Linked DNA regions of Homo sapiens: region 1 is linked to region 2. Evidence: chromatin loops called from intact Hi-C (ENCODE). Cell type or tissue: mammary epithelial cell. All regions are shown on one strand. Each heading gives the region's core, and the rest is flanking DNA. Links, peaks and the distances in the headings are about the cores only.

Evidence for each region. A loop is a pair of places that touch in the nucleus more often than their neighbours do. Peaks named below come from ENCODE experiments on the same cell type or tissue, not always from the same donor. Only the 100,000 strongest peaks of a DNase experiment are listed, where the experiment ranks them.
Region 1: a loop joins it to region 2, with 3 times the contacts of the local background. A loop is called at or near these places in 3 of 110 quality-filtered maps.

Annotation. Positions count from the first base shown.
Region 1 is chr6:82,530,910-82,541,323 of GRCh38, forward strand. No RefSeq gene overlaps it. Among named protein-coding and RNA genes, the nearest start is that of TPBG, 170 kb to the left of the region's middle. In mammary epithelial cell, for the core only: a CTCF peak has its summit at 4,190; no DNase peak of the experiment used is centred there.
Region 2 is chr6:82,326,414-82,336,827 of GRCh38, forward strand. No RefSeq gene overlaps it. Among named protein-coding and RNA genes, the nearest start is that of TPBG, 32 kb to the right of the region's middle. In mammary epithelial cell, for the core only: a CTCF peak has its summit at 5,256 (motif pointing right); a DNase peak (open chromatin) is centred at 5,098; H3K27ac peaks cover 523 bases.

The DNA.
Region 1 (10,414 bases), core at 839-8,838, 200 kb after region 2:
AAAATCACTTGATCTCTAAATTCAGACTTCATCTGTAAATACAGCTCTGAGAAAGGACAGATGAAAAGGAAGAAAGTAGCAGAAACAAGGAACACTTAAGTGGCTTCTAGGTCTACTGCCTTGTTTCATCAGAACTATCTGGGCACCAATCCCAGTATTTATTTTCACACTTATACAAGCAACACAACTACCACAAGCCTGAATGTGATACCGAAGCCTGTGACATTGAACAGTGCAGTGAGTTACACCCTAGGGAAGGTAGGAGACAAAAGAACAGCTGACAATTCTCCCTGAAGACAAGAGAGCTTCACAAACAGCTCTGCAAATCCTAGCATTAATATTATTTCCATTCCACTCTTGGGAAAATATATGAAGGTAAGGAAAAGTTTGGAAAAAAAGGACAATAGAGAGGAAGAAAGGTAGGGGTGTGTGTGTGTGTGTGTGTGTAAAGGCCAAGTAACAAGGGAAGGAGCAAGAAAAAACAAGGTATCAAAAAGAAGCGTAAGTGTGCTTAGGGAAGTAGATGGCACTTTACCAAGTAACAAAGACAATCCCTGCTTTCTGTAACAATGTAGGATAAAGTTACTTGGCCAATGTCTGATTAGATATCAGTTTGCTTATGGACGGCATATTTAGGATGATCCACTTTTAATATATGCCTCTGTGGCCTATGAGCAAGTGAGGCAACATGTACGTGTGGTGTGGGGTATACATGAAGGCACTGGGGACTACTGTCAAGTCAGATGCTGCCTGAAATGCAACTGGGAGTGGGAGAAAAGAAGGAGGATGGCTGAGAATGGCTGCTAGTAGTATGCAGTGATTTATTCATCTGTCGGGCTAGGTGCTGTGGATACACTGATGAATAAGTTGCAGAGGGTCCCCACCCTCAGGTAGATTAAGTTCACACTGAGCCAAGAGAGTGTGGGAGTACCTGGGGTTAAAATAAAATAAAAACTAAATGTGATGGTAAATTGTATGTGTCGACTTGGCTGATACAGCGTGCTCAGATATTTGGTTGAATATTATTCTGGATGTTTCTGTAAGGGTGTTTTTAGATGAGATCTACATTTAACTTAGTGGACTTTGAGTAAAGCAGATTGTCCTCCAAAATGTGGGTGGGCCTTCAGTTGAAAGCCGGAATAGCACAAAAGATTGACCTCTCCCGAGCAAGAGAGAATTCTGGAGCAGAGGGCCTTCAGATTTGAACTGCAACATCAGCTCTTTCCTGGGTCTCCAACCTGCTGGCACACCCTGAAGACTTGGACTTGCCAGCCTCTATAATCATTATATATGTGTGTGTGTGTGTGTGTGTGTGTGTGTACATACACACACACACACACACACACATCCTATTCATTCTATTTCTCTGGAGAACCCCAACTACTACAATAAACTAAACTAAAGCAGATATGAGATTATATTTCTGATGCTATGTAGGAGACTTTACACATTTTTCATTTAATCTTCTAGAAGGAGCCAGACTGTCCTGTAGTTGCCACTCTTAGGGTTCAACGGAGAGACTACCAATGCACTACTTTCTGCTACTTTCTGAGGGTACCAAGGTGGTAACAGTAAGCCATTTGTCTTTCAAGGAACTGCTGACTTATTTCAGGACATGAGGGCATTTCTTAGAGGAACTATTGCTCTAGCAATAGCTCCTCTAGTTTTCAAGGCTCTATGCTAGTGCTAGAGCAATTGTTCCTCTAAGAAATGTTCTCATGGATTGTTTTATTTATTTATTTATTTACCTACCGTGGATTGTTACCTACCATAAATTGTTTACCATGGATTTTTTTAATTTTTTTTGAAGATCATTATATGTTTTATTAGAGAGAGAATCATAGTCTTCCAGATTTGGGATCTCAGAAATTCTTATGAAAAAGAGTGTTCTAGCTAGAAATTCAGAGAATTTACATGGTCTGGTATTTTTTTCTGCTAAAGAGGGCCAACTTTATGGCAGACACTGTACAAGGGGCTGAGGAAACTATAAAGAATACAGTGTTAAATGAGCATAAAACTTTCTTAGAGAAGAAAATATGTGGATACTCAAATGTTAAAATATATTACAGGAGTTTAAAATTATGTAACACAGAAGTATAAGTCAATATACTTAGCATCCCATGATTCTCAGGTGAGCATTTTGGAAAATAAGATCAATAGAAGGTCAGGAAAAGCTGTAGAGCTCATGGAGAAAATGGAATTTAACCAGAGCCTTAAATGGAACCTGTAGTATCATGGGATGACCTTTACATGGAGGTAGACAGATATGATAGGTAGACATAGAGCCTTTCAATTTAATATGACTTGGAAGAGTGAAGACACACACACATAATACACATATACATACAATTTTTAAAAATATGGCTGTCAAAAATGTGACAGAAGTAGATGAAAAACTAGGCCAGTAGAGAAAAGTTGTCTTAGTTCCTGGCTTGAATATAAACAATACTGTAAATTAAAAGAATATTTTGATATATTCTTCTATTTTTTTCTGGTTTCTCTGACACCCTTATGATTAAGGATGAATGGATGATCACTCACAAATAAAATGTTAGGAACATGTTATTTTTTGTAAATTGCCATGGGATATTAAGCAAGTTTTTGTCTGGAGTCATAAATTATTACTTTCCCTAACAATATTCTCAAGTCATTGTTGCAGATGATGTGCAATTTGTAGGCAGTTTGAATATTTTAAAACAATAATATTGTTAATCTTCAATTCCCTTTCATTAAATCCTGCTGGCCCCAGCTACAAGGAATAAAATCTTCTAATTTTTTCACTGCTATCTTATAGCCAATGCCCTCTGGAGCATTCACTAGGAGAAAAGGTAAGACAAAAACTTTTTAAAGTTAAAATAATAAAAATAATAATAAATGAATGATACAAGATAAAATAAAACAAAAGAAGCCAAAACAAGTCAAGATAAAAGAATAGTCTGCAAACAAAGTTTTTACATTTAATGCGTTGTGTTAGGAAACCACAAAGTGTCCCTAAGAAACTTGGAGATGGTTGGATGTAGCAATCATGATATTTTTCTGTTACCTTACCAAAACATCTCAATTGGGAGCTGCTCTAAAGCCAGAAGAGTTTAATTTCCATTTTTAAAATCTCTTTCAATAATTAAATCACCTTTTCCTGTGAGAGAAAGGATGTTCATATAAGTTTAGTGTATGATATTTCTATAGATTCTAAAGAAGGCATTGGCCACATTCAATAAACAAATTATCTTCTGAAAAAATAGCACAGGTCTTCTTATCACAGCTGATATAACCACAGATTATACTTTTGTATTAACTCAACCTTCAGACGTTCTTTTCCTAAAAATGTGCACACCTCCTACATTTTCTGTTTTCTCTTGTATCCTAAGCTTACTCCCTAGGGCATGTATTATTAGTGCACTGTTTTTCTCTCTCCTTGGCTTTTTCTGGTTGAAATATTTAAGCTGTTTGGAACTATGAAATTCCCTTAGGATATAAACTATTGATCTCCTGTTAGATCATGAGGTGACTCTTAAGCACCTTCTCCTAGAACTTTTCGAGAAACACTGCATATGAATGCAAGGTTACATGCCCTGGCACAAATTAGAAACCTAACAGTGGACCATATCCTAATAAGAATCATTGGCGACTTTAATTCTTAGACTGTGGAAATATTGTTCAATTACCATGAGTTCTGATTTTAGTTTTTACGTGCCCAAAGCATGAATTTCTAGTCACTGAGCCTGTGAGTCAGCATTGAAGAGTTTGAGGTCTATTCTTAATTAACGCATTTTTTCCTATGCTATCCTACAGACCTGGCAGGATTCACATGCATCCCAAAATGCCTTTGATCCTTCAGACCTGCCCTGCCTCATGTAAACTAAGTTGAGGTGTTATCTTTTATCAAAAGTTGATAACACCACTTAACAAAACTTGTTTTCCATTGTGCAGAGAGGGTGTGATTTTTTTCTCCTAGGTTACAAGGTCTAAGTTTTATTTTTTTGAAAAAAGATTTCCAATTTAGAACTCAGAAAAAGATAAATGCTTCCTGGGGTTTTTGGTTATGAGAAATAAAAAAGGAAGGAGAGGCCTTCATTATAGGTCTGATGAAGAAACGCTGATGTTTAGTCACAGGCTTCCTAGGACATTGGAGAAAGCAAAAGAAACATTCAGTCTATCAAGTCAACCTCAAATAACTATCGCCATCTATCAGATGAGTTTGGACTTGAGACTACCTAAGGTTTTCTACTAGCTGGAAACTATTGTGATTATAATAGCATGGTAACTTCATACTCTCTAATCTTGTGATGCTGACTCTTTAATGATCCTGTGCTTATTCATGTTCTCTCCCTATATTTCCCTTTGTTATCTCATTTGAAAAATATAATCATAAATGACATCTTCCCAGGAAATTTCATTATCCATCTCCCTGCCCCCAACCAACCCCCAACTTTTTACCAGAAACCACTGATGCCACAGATTCTCTGGGGACTTTATGAATATTCCTCAGTGTCCTGTGTCTTTTGCCAGGACATCTACATGTTGATTTAAAGAAGTAGATTAGGCTTCTGCTTTGAGTTAGGATGTAGAATAATGCAAAAGACCTTTGTTCTCATAGTATCTGCAAGAAAAGACCTAGATAAAATAAAAACCATTGTTTTCTAAGGAATTAGTGAAGAGCAAGGGCAGCAAAGAAGCCTTGATAAATTATGTTCCAGAGAGAAATGAGCAGAAAATGGCAGCAGCTTCCACACCTGGATGGGGAGACTTTCTGAGAATGAGAAGAAATAGCCAGGCCTTCCCTGAATGGGCTGAAGGACAGGGTAGGAGGAGTCTGGAGTCTGGAAGAACTCAATCCAGTAAGTCTATTCATCCAGCTTTCCTCACAGTGAGAGAGTAGTAATAGAGGAGGGACATATATAAAATGTGAGGAAGCAGGAAAACATGATAATCAGGAAAAAATTGAGAGGAAGTAAAGACAGACCCAATAACCTAGTTATTGAAATCAGTAGACAAAATCTTTACAACAATAATTATGTTTGCCAAAGAATTTACAGAAAAATGCATATTATGGATGAAGAAATAGACTTTTCTCTTGGTTTTCTATAAAAAATGGAAACTCTATGAAACAACAAAATGGAAATTCTAAAACTTTAAAATGCAATATTAGAAGTCGAAATTTATTGGATGGGCTTAACAGCAGATTAGATATTGCAGGAAAAAAAAAATGAATGAGTGAACTTGAAGACAAGTCAATAAAAATTACCTAAATTGAAATAAGAAGAATATTGTTTAAAAACCAACAGACTGTCCATAACAATGAGATAATATCAAACAGTCAAATATAACTGGAGTCCCAGAAGGAGAGGGAAGAGAGTGGGTTAGGAAAAATTTTGAAGTAATTTCTTTCATAGCCAAGAAGTGTTCATTTCACAATGGTGTTTCTCTCTTCTACTTTCCCCTGGGCTAGAACTCAGATAGGTATATGGGCAGTGCTGTCAGTTTGAGCATGGCTGGTCCTGAATTACAGTAATTAAATGAATGTAAGCTTGTTCTAAGATTAAAGGTGTAGTAACCTCTAATTCCATGGAAGACAATGAACCAGTAAGTTCCATGCAGTTATAACTACTGTATAGTTCTATGTTTAGTTCAAACATGATAAAATCCAAATCCTGAATCTCTGGGAGAAAGAAGTCTAAAACAATCCTTCTCTTTATAACAATTTTAAACCAAATTTATAAACAACCCCTCTTCTTCTTCTACATGCATTTAAAAAATACAAACTACAGAAGGAAAGAGAGCAGTGATGTAGCAAGTGAATATGGACATGCTTCCTTTTTAATAAGTTATTGTCAAATCTTAATATATAATGAAATAGAAGCAGCTAGGTATGGAGAGGCTGTTAAGGAGCAGGAATTCATCTATGAAATGCAATGATGAATGTGATTGCATTGGATGAGGTTAAAATACTAACACTAGCTCAGCCAAGATTTCAAAAAATGGTGGTGAGAAGCTTTTTTTTCCCTTGCTAGGTTTGGGGGTTTGGGGGTGAGGGTTGAGGGGAATGTTGTATTCACACTCTCAGAAGTCAAGTGGGGAGCAGTTACTATTGACTGCTACTGAAATTCATATTTCATTCCATAGTTCACATTTTCCAGCTTGTCAGTCAGTATGTAATAATTCTTTGACACAGTCACCTCGCTTTTCTATGTTTTTGTAATTTTCTGACTAAAAATGTTGTCATTATTTAAGTGTTAGCATTATTTTGGAATAAATACGCTCGTTTGATGGAGGAAAATTGATGATATTAATTGATGTGATCAGTAACTTTAGGTGATCTAGATATAATAACCAAGAAAAAAAACAAAAACCAGTTTTGCAGATTGTTAAGGATAGTGACAAGCCACAAAGCCACAAAGACTTAGAGCCTACATAGCTCTCTTGTAGCATCCACTTTAGAATGAAAATAAAAGAGGAAAAGTACAAGTAGGGTAGAGAAAAGGGTCAGAGACCAGAGTGGGGGTGGGGAAGTGTGCAGGATTGGGAATGAATTGATTTAACTGAATGACTACAGTGCTGTGCAGAAAAGAGGAAGTTTAAAATTAACCAAAAAAAAAAAAACTCGTAAAATTCTGGGAGTTACTTGTGAGTAAGTTCCATGTAAGGTTACTTTCAGCTCATATTTTAATAATAGCCACCTGCTTCTCATTCTGAAAAGCTTCTAAGACCACATTCCATCATTTTTCTCTCTTGGACTCTTGGACTCCCTGAAGAAACAGTCTTTGCTTTTTGAAAAGCTGTAGTGAACAAGTCTCCTTTTACTTTCAAGCTGAGATAAGAAAGGATCAAAAAGAATAAGATTTCTTCCCTTCTCTGACCCCATCTCCTTTTCCTAGCTAGTATTTGCAATCACACTTCTAATTCTAAAGTCATAAGCATGCATCCATATTAGCATCTTATCATTGTCTTAGTTCCATTTTGAAAACTAGAATTCTATTCTAGCAAGAGAATGAAAGATTGGAAATTCTATATTAGATATTTGGCCAAAGAACAGTCCGAAAATAAGTTATCTCTTTTTCTAGGAACATTGACAATCCTGAAAGGGTTAATTAATTTTACCTTGGATCACCCTTTTTTCAAGATCCTGCTTGACTCTCCATGAGCTCAAAATAAGATGTGAATTAAGTTTGAAGGAGCCATAGTAAAAACAACTTTTAAAGTGATGATTCACTCAACTTGGGCAACAATTATATTTTGTTGAAAGCATACAAACACAATATTCGACATTGTTATCACACACAGAAAAAGTGCTAGTCATTGCAAGAACTGATAGAAAAAAATTAGGAAGCATAATAAAGGTCTTAAGGATTTGCTTCCTTTTTAGTCAAATTATTAATGACCATGGGAAAGTAAAGTGATTTAAGAAGAAAATCTTGCTGAGTACCAGCTGCTGCTGAAGTCAACTAATTACAACATTCCACTTGATATCACACTGGATACACATGCAAGAACAAGAAGGGCTTCAACACTTTACAATTAGACTTTCAAATTATCTTCTGTAAGACTCAGCTGTAAGCAAAAGTTATTTCATGCATAAATGACATTGAGAAACAAATTTCCAGCTAGGTTTCACACAACCAGTTTTGACAACCTCCTTAACGTCTCACAGACACTGAATCTAGTTCTCCCCATGAAAAGACTGGGCTGTCCTTTAAAAGAGTAATCACTACTGTCAATTTAATAAACGTCCTCCTACTAAATTGTGAGCACCTCCTAGGCAGGAACCAGTTGTTTTACTTTTGTATCCACAGGTCTTAGCATAGATCCTACCATCTGGTAGACAAATGCTTAGTAAATATTAGTTGAATTGATATCAAGGAGGGTGCAATCACCAGCATGTTGTGTTTAAAGGTGGTGCCCCATGACTCCTGAACCTTTCATTATAAGTCTCTTCTTTGGACTAAAACACGAATGGCACTCTCCTGAAACACATAAAAGTAGATTTGATCAAATGGAAAGACCTCCCCTGTTCTTGGGTAAAACAACTCAACCTTATAAAGATATCAACTCTTTCTAAGTTAACTCATAAATTTACAGCAGTTGCAGTACAATACTAACAAGATTCATGGAGTTGGACATGTTGATACTAAAGTTCGTATGGAAAACAAATTACAAGAATACTCAGAAAAGCACTGAAAAAGAAAAACTATCAGAGGAAACTAGCCTCTATGATTTAAACATTGTGATACTGGTACATGAATAGACAGACTGAAGGAAAAGAAGATAAATAGATCCAAGTACATATGGAAATGTAGTATATGATACATGTGCATCTTTAATAATTAGAGCAATGATAAACTTTTATTTTTACATTTATTTATTTATTTTTGAGACAGAGTCTCACTCTGTTACACAGGCTGGAGAGCAATGGCACAATCTTGGCTTACCACAACCTCTGCCTCCCAGGTTCAAGTGATTCTCCTCCCTCAGCCTCCTGTGTAGCTGGGACTACAGGTGTGCACCACCATGTTGGGCTAATTGTTTGTATTTTTAGTAGAAACAGGGTTTTGCCTTGTTGGCCAGGCTGGTCTTGAACTCCTGGCCTCAAGTGATCTGCCCACCTTGGCCTCCCAAAGTGCTAGGATTACAGACCTGAACCACTGCCCAGCCAGAGCAATGATAAACTTTTAAATAAATATGCCATTTGGAAAAAGATGAAATTAGATCCTATCTCACTCTGTATATAGTAATAAACAAACTCCAAATAGATCAGGCAAAAAGATGGATGAGTCGTGTTTTGTTTTTGTTTTTGTTTTGTTGTTGTTGTTTGTTTTTGAGATGGAGTTTCCCTCTTGTTGCCCAGGCTGGGGTGCAATGGCACGATCTCAGCTCACTGCAACCCCTACCTCCTGGGTTCAAGCGATTCTCCTGCTTCAGGCTCCCAAGTAGCTAGGATTACAGGCGCCCGTCACCATGCCTGGCTAATTTTGAAGTTTTAGTAGAGACGGGGTTTCTCCATGTTGGTCAGGCTGGTCTTGAACTCCCAACTTCAGGTGTCCTGCTTCAGCCTCCAAAGTAGCTAGGATTACAGGCGCCCATCACCATGCCTGGCTAATTTTCAATTTTTAGTAGAGACGGGGTTTCTCCATGTTGGTCAGGCTGGTCTTGAACTCCCAAATTCAGGTGATCTGCCCACCTTGGCCTCCCAAAGTGCTGGGATTACAGGCTTGAGCCACCGCACCCAGGCGGGATAAGTCTTTTTTTTAACCATAGTGTAGGAAAAGGCTTTCTAAATATGACTCAAAAGTCAGAGGCAATACAAGAAAATATTCATAAATTTGATTATATAAAACTATTTTATCTTTATTTTATTTTGAGATGGAGTCTCACTCTGTTGCCTGGGCTGGAGTCAGTGGCATGATCTCGGCTCACTGCAACCTCCACCTCCCAGGTTCAAGCAATTCTCCTGCCTCAGACTCCCAAGTAGTTGAGATTACAGGCGCCTCCCACCACGCCCAGCTGGTTTTGTATTTTCAGTAGAGATGGGGTTTCGCCATGTTGGTCAGGCAGGTCTCGAACTCCCGACCTCAGGTGATCTGCCCTCCTCAGCCTCCCAAAGCGCTGGGATTACAGGAGTGAGGCACCTCGCCTGGCCGATTCTCTTATTTTTTAACTTTTATTTTCAGTTCAGGGGCACATGTGCAGGTTTGTTACATAGGTAAACTTGTGTCACAGGGATTTGTTGTACAGATTATTTTATCACCCAGGTATTAAGCCCAGTACACAACAGTTATTTTTTCTGCTCTTCTCTCTCCTGGACCTTCCGCCCTCAATTAGGCCTCAGTGTCTGTTGTTCCTTTCTTTGTGTTCGTACTTTCTCATCAGTTAGCTCTCACTTTTAAGTAAGCACACATGGTATTTGGTTTTCTGTTCCTGCATCAGTTTGCTAAGAATAAGGCCTCCAGCTCCATCCATGTTTCCACAAAAAATTCTTTAAAATTACATGGCAAATATCATAAACAAAGTTAAAAGGCAACTGACAAGCTGGTAGAAAATATTTGCAAGACCTATCCCAATAAAGGGCTAAAATACCTCATATGTAAGGAGAGCTCTTAAAAACTGGAGGGCAGGCTGGGAGCCCTGGCTCACGCCTGTAATCTCAGCACTTTGGGAGGCCAAGGCGGGTGGCTCACGAGGTCAGGAGTTTGAGACCAGCTGGCCAACATGGTGAAACCCCATCTCTACTAAAAATACAAAAATTAGCTGGGCGTGGTGGTGCGTGCCTGTAATCTCAGCTACTCCGGAGGCTGAGGCAGGAGAAGTGCTTAAACCTGGGAGGCGGAGATTGCAGTGAGCCGAGATCATGCCACTGCACTCCAGCCTGGGCAACAGAGCAAGTCTCCGTCTCAGGAAAACAAACAAACAAAAAAACTGG
Region 2 (10,414 bases), core at 808-8,807:
TCTTTTGTTTTTAATATCAATAGCTTAAGGGGTACATGTGGTTTTAATTATATGGATGAATTGTATAGTGGTGAAGTCTGGGCTCTTAGTGTAGTCATCACCTGAGTAGTGTACATTGTACCCAGTAGGTAATTTTTCATCCCAGACTCCTTTCCCACCCTCCTTTCTTCTGAGTCTCCAATGTCCATTGTGGCACTCTGTATGCCTTTGTGTACCCATAGGTTAGCTCCCACTTACAAGTGCAAACATTCTGTTTTTCGTTTTACATTCCTAAGTTACTTCACTTAGGATAATCGCCTCCAGTTCTTCCAAGTTGCTGCAAAAGACTTTATTTCACTCTTTTTTATGGCTGAGTAGTATTCTATGGGGTGTGTGTGTGTGTGTGTCAATGGGCACTTAGGTTGATTTTTTAATCTTTGCAATTGTGAATTGTGTTGCAAGAAACATATGAGTTGCAAGCGTCTTTTTGATATAATGACTTCTTTTCCTTTAAGTAGACACCCAATAGTGAGATTGCTGGATTGAATGGTAGGTCTGCTTTTAGTTCTTTGAGAAATCTCTCTACTGTTTTCCATAGTGGTTGTACTAATTTACATCCCCACCAATAGTAGAAAAGCATTCCCTTTTCACTGCACCCACATTGATATCTATTGTTTTTTGTCTTCTTAGTAATGGCCATTCTGACTGGGGTAAAGTAGTATCTCATTGTGGCTTTAATTTGCATTTTCCTGATGACTAGTGTTGTTGAGCATTTGTTCATGTTTCTTGGCCATTTCTATATCTTCTTTCGAGAAATGTCTACACATGTCATTTATCCACTTTTTAAAGGATTTTTTTTCTTGTTAATTTGTTTCAGTTCCTTATAGATTCTAGAATTAGTTCTTTGTCAGATATATATAGTTTCTCAATATTTTCTCTCTGTAGGTTGTCTATATACTCTGTTGATAATATGGTGTTTCTTTTTAGGCAATAAACCAACACTTACTAGATCAACAATCTAGTGTGTTCTCATATTAATCATATTTTAGAAAGAAGAATATTCAAGAAAATGTCTATATTTTTTAAAAACAAAATTACAAAATAATGCATGTTAGTAAAGGAGCTTGTAAAAAAAATTCCCTATGTTTTGTGGAAAAAAATTTTGCCTAGTTTATTCTTCTAGATAATGTTTGATAATGTTTGTTAAATATATAAATGTGCCAAGAAATAGTCCTATTTCATCCACTATGCTTCTTGGAACCGCAGATTTGCAAGAAAACTTCAATAAGTACAGTGTAAAAAAGAGATATGTAGTCAAGTAAGTTTTCTAAACTCTGAGTTCAATGAAATCAAACAGTTTTTTTTACATCAAGACTTCTTAGAGCCTTAACTACAATATTCACAGTGAGTCTTTAAAGAGGGAATAATTATTAGTATTTTCCAAATTTATTGTACTACCAGTCCTATTTAAGCAGCACACTATTAACTCCTTACAAAACAAATTACATCAAGATATAGTTTGAAAATTTTTTTAATCAACAGCATGTTTTCTAATTCTGTTGAAAGACCTAATTTTCATCCTATGAAAGACCTAATTTTAATCCTGAAGGGTAATTGTAGTTCTTCCATTATCAATTCCATTCTAGATCCTGATCTCTTATGCTTACTCTCACTTGAAACCCTTAGGAATATCAGTTTGACCATCTTCCTTGAGGATGTAAATAATACAGGAGGAAATGAAAAGCTCATGTCAGAGAAATTTTAATATTAGAGTTATTGGGGAGAAGCAGGGATGAATAAAGGATAACAGTGGGATGGTGAGGCAAAAGCTAGGTCACCCCAAATAGTCCTGAGCTGAAGAGCTTGCTTATACCTTAGGATCAGGGTTAATTTTAAGGCAGAATCAGATAGATAAAGAGGTAACACCAAAGATAGTCATTAAGTCTCTCTCCTCCCTCTGTTCTCTCTCTAATCTTTAGTGTTTGCCAAACTTTCTCTCTGCACATATTAAACATTCAGATTTTGTGGCCAAGGCCTCAGACTGATGGAAGCAGAGTATGCGGAAAAGATGATTCTTAGGACTGGCAGGGTTAGAAAATACTGCCCACTAAGACACCACTGTGTGTGTGACTTGCCTTGCTATTTCTGATCCTGGCCCTCACATCCATAATTATTCTGCTGGAGAATTTGAACTCAACTTCTGTCATATGTGTTTGCTTAGCTTTGGATTCTGGTCACACAGTTTCTGAGCCCATTATCTCATCTTGGTTCTGGTTTTTCTCTCTCTACTTAATATTTCAGATTGGCATTAAACCGAGTGAATTCCCTTTCTGATTAATCTTGCCAGAGCAGCCCAGAAAAAAATGATCTCAATACCTTCTCCTAATATTTGAGGGAATTGGATGTTAAATAGATTCACAGTAACTGAAGAATAGTTGTGGAAGGGAATTTTTAAAAATAGTTAACACAGAATTCAAAAAGTACAAAAAAAGCAATAACTAAGAAGTATAATTCTTCTCTCCTGTTTCTGCCAGCTACAAAGTTCTCCTGCATGAAGGCCACTGGCATTTTATGAATTGTTCTGGAGATACTCTAATGAGTTTACAAACATTTGTGTAATATTTGTGTGTATATTTCTTTTACACAAACGTATCATGCCATCTACTCTGCTCTGCATGTTGTTGTTGTTTTACATAATTTATCTTAGAGATTGTTATAGATTGAATTGTATCCCCCCAAAAAGTATCTTGGAGTCCTAACCTCTAATACCTCAGAAAGTGACCTTATTGGAAATAAGTTTGTTGCAAATGTAATTAGTTAAGATGAGGTCATACTGGAGTAGGACGGGCCTTCAGTCCAATGTGACTAGTGTCCTTATAAGAAGAGACAGAGACATAGAGGAGGAATGCCATGTAACAACAGAGGTGGAGATTGGAGTCATGCAACTGCAGGCCAAGGAACCCCAAGGCTTGCTGGCAAATTACCAGAAGCTAGGAAGAGGCAAGGAAGGATTCTCACCTACAGGTTTCAGAGGGAGCATGGCACTACCAACACCGTGATTTGGGACTTCTGTTACAGTAGGTAGCTAGTCAGGCATGAGAAGGGCAGGAAAGGGCCCCCCACCACCATGAATGTCAGACAACCATCAGGTGATGATCAGGCAGTTGTTAACTGTCTCTCTAAAATAATAATTGGTTACAGCCAGTGCCAGGGAAAGGCAGTCTCCTTATGCATAGAAAAAACCTGAAACTGGTGATCAGCAGCTTCCTGGTATGTATCAGGAGTCGGGCAAGTAGGTTCAAGCATGCACATTAAGAGGCAAAATGGCGAAGTTTAACTGGTATATGACCTTCCAGGGACATGCCACCAGTAAGGGAAGAATGCCTCAAATGAGCATGTTCACCTCCCGACTGCTAGCAGACCACTGTGCATGAGGACAGCCCATCCCAAAGGAGGAATCAGGGAAGAAGGGACACAAAACTCCAGAAGCATGCCAATTTATAAAACCCCAAGTCAAAAGGTCAAAACACACACTTGTCTTTCAAGTCGCCCACTTGGCCCTCTTCCAAGTGTACTCTCTCTTTTGTTCCTGCTCTAAAGCTCTTTAATAAACTTTCACTCCTGCTCTAAAATGTGTCTTGGTCTCTCCTTCTGCCTTATGCCCCTCAGTCGAATTCTTTCTTCTGAGGAGGCAAAAATTGAGGTTGCAGCAGACCCATATGGATTCGCCACCAGTATCACTTCTAGCCTTCAGAACTGTAATACAATAAACTTCTATTATCTTAACCCACACAGTTTGTGGGATTTTGTTTCAGCAGCCTTAGGAAGTGAATACAGAGATCTTTCCATATTAATAGAGAAGTGTTTCATTCTATTTGACAGCTGCACAGTACTCTATTGTATGGTTGGGCCATAACTTATCTACTGGATAAAATAAGTTATGGACATTTATGTGATTTTTAAACTTTTGTCATTAAAAACAATGCAGAAAGTGAGCAAATTTGTACATGTGTCAATTCACATGAGTGAGACTATCTTGAGCTAAATACCTAGGGGTAGTGAATAATCAAATTGAAATAAGATGCTTTGCATGTGAACAAGTGAAGAATTATTGAGACTTGAGTAACCCTAAGTTTCCACAGAGGGTATAGTAAAATTGTGTGCCAGCCAATAATTATGCTAAGTAGGATGACTTTGTCTTGTCTCCTCTCCCATCCCTCCCCAAAATTGTTTGCCGGCTATGTAACCTTTTAGATAAGCCTCTGTTCTCTCCGGATCTCTGCTGCAGTTGAATTTCTAATGTTCTATTACCTAACATCTTAGGGTGGTTATAAGGATCAAATTTTTAAAAAGTTTGTGAAAGCAATTTCCCTACATAAAGACAGGGATTTGCTATTGTCTTTGGTGTAAAGCAATGTTTGATAACTTTATTATGCCTTTCATCCACATCCTATCCACAAACACTTGTTCTGGGTTATAGACCTGCTTCTCATATTTATGTTTACTATGTTTCACTACATAGTAATTTATTAGTCTTCTCCTTTATATTTGCCCACAACAGTATAGTATCTTTCCTACAAATGATACAACCTAATAAATATTTATTCAGTGTTGTTTTAGACTAAATGTTTCATCAGTGAAATTTTTTTATTTCCTAAAATGGCCTGAGCATTTACTTTAGAGTACAGTTTCCATGAACCACTTTTTCCCTCTTTCTTCTCTTTTCAGATTAGAATAACTGTTGGGAATACATTTTTAACCAATGGATTGAAAAAAATCAGTACAAGATCTATTTAATTGTCACAGCAAGTCCATGATGAGGGCTGCACAAAAGAAGGAGGTAATTTGTTTTCTTGGGTCATGAAGACTTTTCTTTTCTAGGCAGGGTTTAGAATTGGGACCCTGGTCACATGATTATTATTCTTAGTATCCTCAGCCCTCTAGCCTGCCAAGAATTGTCAGAGTTAAGAATATGCTGTTGTTTATATGATAAAATTGGTGAAGTGCTAGGAAGAGTTCTAAGTCTTCATACATCTCTCCTAGATCATTCCTAGGTACTTAAAATTCCTACCTTCAGAGTCAGTGCTTTTGTGAATTCTCTCCCACAAATGTAAATAGCCTGAAGGGATTTCATAATCAACCATTTTCAGTCATCAGCAACTCTGTGTGAATTGGCCCATTAGATTCTTTTCCTGCTGACAACGGATGGCCAGGAAGAAAGTGTGAATTCAACAGAGAAGTTTCACAGAAATGAGCTGTGCTCAGCCTTTGCCATAAGAGGGCAAAGTAAGTCCAGTGACATGCATTTCACTCAGTCTTCTTCTCTTTCTACTGACTGAGCCCGGAGCCTTTGAGGGAGGAAGTCCAGGGATTGGAGGGGTATAGAGATTGAGCTAAAAGGACCTTCTTCATTGGCCTGCAGGCTCAACTCTTAGGCAAAATCGTGAAGAAGTAGCTGTTACATTTTTCTAAACTTTCAGTTTGACAAGCATAAGGATTAATTTGGCAAAGCTCAAAATGATATCTGGCAGTCAAAATGGTTCATCACACCTCTTTAAAACATAATGTTGGGAGTGGCTGTTTTCTGAACCAAGTTACTTACTGAAAGTATTCTGTACTTTCCAGCCATTTTCCCTTTTTCTCATTTCTGTGGCCATTGTGGGGCTGCTGATCTCCATGTACTCTGGTAGGGGCTACTTTTTTTTAAAAGGAATCTTTCTTTTTTTTTTTTTATTGAGATAAAATATACATACACAATTTACTATTTTTACTTTTCTTTCTTTCTTTTTTTTTTTTTTTTAGACAGAGTTTCGCTCTTGTCGCCCTGGCTGGAGTGTGCAGTGGCGGGATCTCGGCTCACTGCAACCTCCGCCTCCCAGGTTCAAGTGATTCTCCTACCTCAGCTTCCCAAGTAGCTGGGATTGCAGGCACACACCACCACATGCAACTAATTTTTGTGTTTTTGGTAGAGATGGGGTTTCACCACGTTGGCCAGGATGGTCTCAATCTCTTGAAGTCGTGATCCGCCCACCTCGGCCTCCCAAAGTGCTGGGATTACAGGCGTGAGCCACCGCACCCGGCTTATCTTTACCATTTTTAAGTCTATAGTTCAGTGGTAATAAATACGTTTATATTCTTTTTCCCCCTTCTCCCTTCTTCTTCTCTATCCCCTCCCCTTTCCAGTCTCTGGTAACTGCCAGTCTACTTCCTATCTTCAGGAAATCCACTTTTTAAGCTTCCGCCTGTGAGTGAGAATGTGCTATATTTGTCTTTCTGTGCTTGGCTTATTTCACTTAACATAATGGCCTCCAGTTCTATTCATGTTGCTACAAATGACAAAATTTCATTCTTTCTTATGGCTGAATAATATTCCATGGTGTATACATACCACATTTTCTTTATCCATTCATCGTTGATGGGCACTTAAGTTGATTCCATATTTTGGCCATTGTGAATAGTGCTGCAATAAACATGAGGATGCAGATCTCCTTTGATATATTGATTTCCTTTCTTTTGGATATATACGCAGTAGTGACATTGCTGGATCATATGGTAATTCTATTTTTATTTTTTTGAGGAACCTCCATACTGTTCTCTATAAGTGGCTGTCCTAATTTGCATTCCAATCAGCAGTGGATTAGGATTCCCCTTTCTCCACATCCTCAGCAGCATCTATTATTACCTGTCTTTTTGATATAAGCTATTTTAATTGCAGGAAAAGGATATTTAACTTTGCTGAATATTTTAAGGCCAACAGGAATCAGTGTTTTCCATTGTACCCTACTGGTAGCTTGAGATTTGTCTGAAAGATTGACTGCCTGCCTTGTTCTCTCTCTCTCCCCACAAACCCCTCACCCCTCCACTGCCACACACACACATGCCTTTCTGATTCTCACATGACTAGAAAAACTGTTAGAAAGAGCTGATATCCCATCTAGGTAAACCTGCCTGGACTCTTGGCTACATTTTTCAAGAATTAGCTTTCATTTCACAAGCAATAAAAAATTATAAATTGAAAGCACCTCATGGAAGAAGCATTCACTTTTCTTGAGAACAGCCAACAAAGTGTAGGTGTTTTCATAAATTAGATTCACTCAAAGATGTTTCAATCCAAATATTACTCTGTTATTGATTTATTGAACTTGTCATATTATCTCGTTGTGAAATTTTTCCTTTACGAAAAAATTTTCTCTAAATAAAGAAGCCTCCTTTTTCAATAACAGTATTATTTTTATTAAGTTACTGACTCCTTCTTCTCTGCCTAAAAAACATGTTCAAGCCTCTCTCTACCACATATATATCTTTCCTTGGACACTGTTTTCTACTCAAGTGAATGCTTTATGTCTTTGCTTCCTTTCCTCATAGACTCCACGTCCTAACCTATCATTTTCTCATCAATCAACTATAATAATACCATTATATGTAATAGGCCATATTTGTTGAGTGAATAATGTGTACCAGGCACTGTGCAGCTTACATTTTTTCCAGGAATCAAATAAAGTAGGTATCATTAGTAGCTTTGTTTATACAGATGAAAACGCTGAGGCTTAAACAGTATGAGTAGTTTGCTCAGCAAGTCAGTGAGTAGGTGGCAACCACAGAAACTCCAGTTTTGTCCTATAGGTGACATCTAAGTCATTGCCATTATCCACAATGTATCTACCAACTTACTGTAACTCAATCACTGAATCTTGAAATACAAGGATCTATCTCTACTCTTCATCATATTCAATCTCCCAGCTTCAGTCACAATTGGGCATCTGGGACCTTCTTCCAGCTTTTATTTCCACAATATTATACTCTTTTGGTGTCTCTACATTTCTAACTATTCTTTCTGGCTTTGTTGAGTTAGCCTCTTAAATTGTCTCTTAAATGTTGGTATGATCTAAATTTCTTTTGCCCTCTGAATGTCTTCTCTGAGTGATTTCAGTGACTCCTATGGCCTCTACAATGATCTCAACTCTAATTCCAGGATCCCTTTCTCCTGAGCTCCAGATTTATCTCTACTTTTATAGGTACCACAACCTAGAAATATCCAAATCAACCTCATTATCTTTCATTCGAAGTCTATTTCTCTGCATTTCCTCCCTCATTCTACAATATATTTTATATAAACATACAAGCTAATAGATGGAGTAAGAGACGTTTTTTATGTCCCTTTTCCTTTCATTTCCACATTTAATCAGTCATCATGTCTTACGTTTTCTTTTCTTTTTTTTTTTTTTGAGACAGAGTTTCGCTTTTGTAGCCCAGGCTGGAGTGCAGTAGTGTGATCTTGGCTCACTGCAACCTCTGCCTCCCAGGTTCAAGCAATTCTCCTGCCTCAGCTTCAGAAGTAGCTGGGACTACAGGCATGTGCCACCACATATGGCTAGTTTTGTATTTTTAGTAGAAACGGGGTTTTGTCATGTTGGCCAGGCTGGTCTCGAACTCCTGACCTCAGGTGATACACCCACCTTGGCCTCCCAAAGTGCTGGGATTAAGTTGTGAGCCACCGTGCCCACCTGTGTTTTCTAATTTATAAATTTATCCATGCATCTTCATTATCACTTCTGCTGCTTTAGCTCAGACTCTCATCTTACCTCTTCCCTTCTGGGATCTAGTATTATGTACTGCATTTTATTGTACTCCCTATAACACCTAACACAATTTTGTATACAGAAACAGACCATCAGACATTTGTCAATTCAATAGATGAATATCTATATAACAGTTATGTTTTGTGAAGATCCTCTATCTTCTAATACTTACATGGTGTTTGCTATTTATGAGACATTATTCTAAATGCTTTAGCTATATTACCTAATTTAATCGTCACAATCTTCCAAAGTAGATGAAGTTATTATTCAGATTTTATAAATGGGGAGACAGTCATACAGAAGTGACCTTACTTGCCCAAATTTATGCTGCTAATAAATGGCAGTGCCAGCAGTGCTAGAATTAGACTGCAGGCAGTTTGACTTTAAATCCATGCTCTTAACCACTGCACTTCCTTGTGTTTCCTTTTGATCTACTTCTATGTATTACACTCAAGTTCTAATTAGTTTTTCCATTATAGCTATAAAAATATAGTAGATAACTAAATTCACAAACTTATAGATGTGAATCTGGAACTAAGTTCATTTCTCTGCCTCATCCAACCCCTCATCTAATTCTAGAGCACTTCAGAATCAAAATTAACTTAGAGTTTGAGGAGAAACTGAAGAGTTAATTGTCTACTGATCCAGTGGTATGTGAGATGCAACCAGCATGGCTCCTATAGCTTGAAGCCAAATAGGCTTCTGGAGTAGGATCTGGACCACTTGGAGAATATTAGCCCTGTCATTTTGGACCATGAGCAGTATTGAGTTGAAAAGATAAGGCTGTAAGGCAGGACAAAACATAATTTGGAGCTGCCATATAGGACAAGGCGAGTAGATGGTCAAAGAGACGTCCACATGGAGGAATTAAAGTCAGCAAACATAAAGGGGTCAAGCATGCAGAGACACTGAGAGTCAATGTGGGTCATGAGAGCAGACAAGCAGAGAATGTGTGCCAAAGACAAATGTGCCCTCCAAATCATGATAAACACAATGTCAGATGTCTTACACTCTGTGGTAGAGTGGAGGTTTTTAAAATGGGTGTCAGAAAACCTGCATTATAACTTAGTTCTACCATCAATCAGAAGTGTGATCTTGGACAAGCTATTTAAACTATCTGGAGCTCACTTTTCTCATCTTTAAAATTAGGGATTTCAATGTGGTGACCTCTGATAGAGAGTTACAAAGCCTATTATTCTTCACACAATGGTCCTAAAGATTTTTAATCATAGACTTATTAGTGGAGAAACCTTTGCAAGTACCTCCATTTGGTAAGGCTCTGCATGGCAAATTTATAAATTATTCACAAATGTATAAATTAGTAGATGTACCACTTTACTAATATATTACATCATGAAACGCAGAAATATAAAAAGAATGAAATAAAGATGAAGCAAATACTATAGTTTAAGTTTTTGTCAATTGTGATGGTATCATATTATCATTAACTAGCATCTCAAGGCACAAACTCAAGGTAGGTTAAGGTTTATCATTATAAATGTAAATGCCTATTTCAAATAGTCCTTGACAATTTTTATTTTCTTGCCCATTTCTTGTCATATCTGATTAGATAGTCATTATTTTTGTATTGTAATTTGGCTGACAAGGAGCTCTTACTTGGATTCAGAGAAGTGTCAGCGATGTCATTTTCTTGTTCACTCACTCTTACATTATCAACATAATCTTCAATATAAAGTTTCTTTGCTCAAATCTTTTTGAAATATGTATACATTATGTGAGTTTAGTTAACCACATAACATAGTACACAAATACACTTAACCTGACTTCCTGGGTTTCCTCAATAGTAGACCCTGAATCAAGGTCTTGGGTGTAGGTAATTTTCCTTTTCTTTTTCT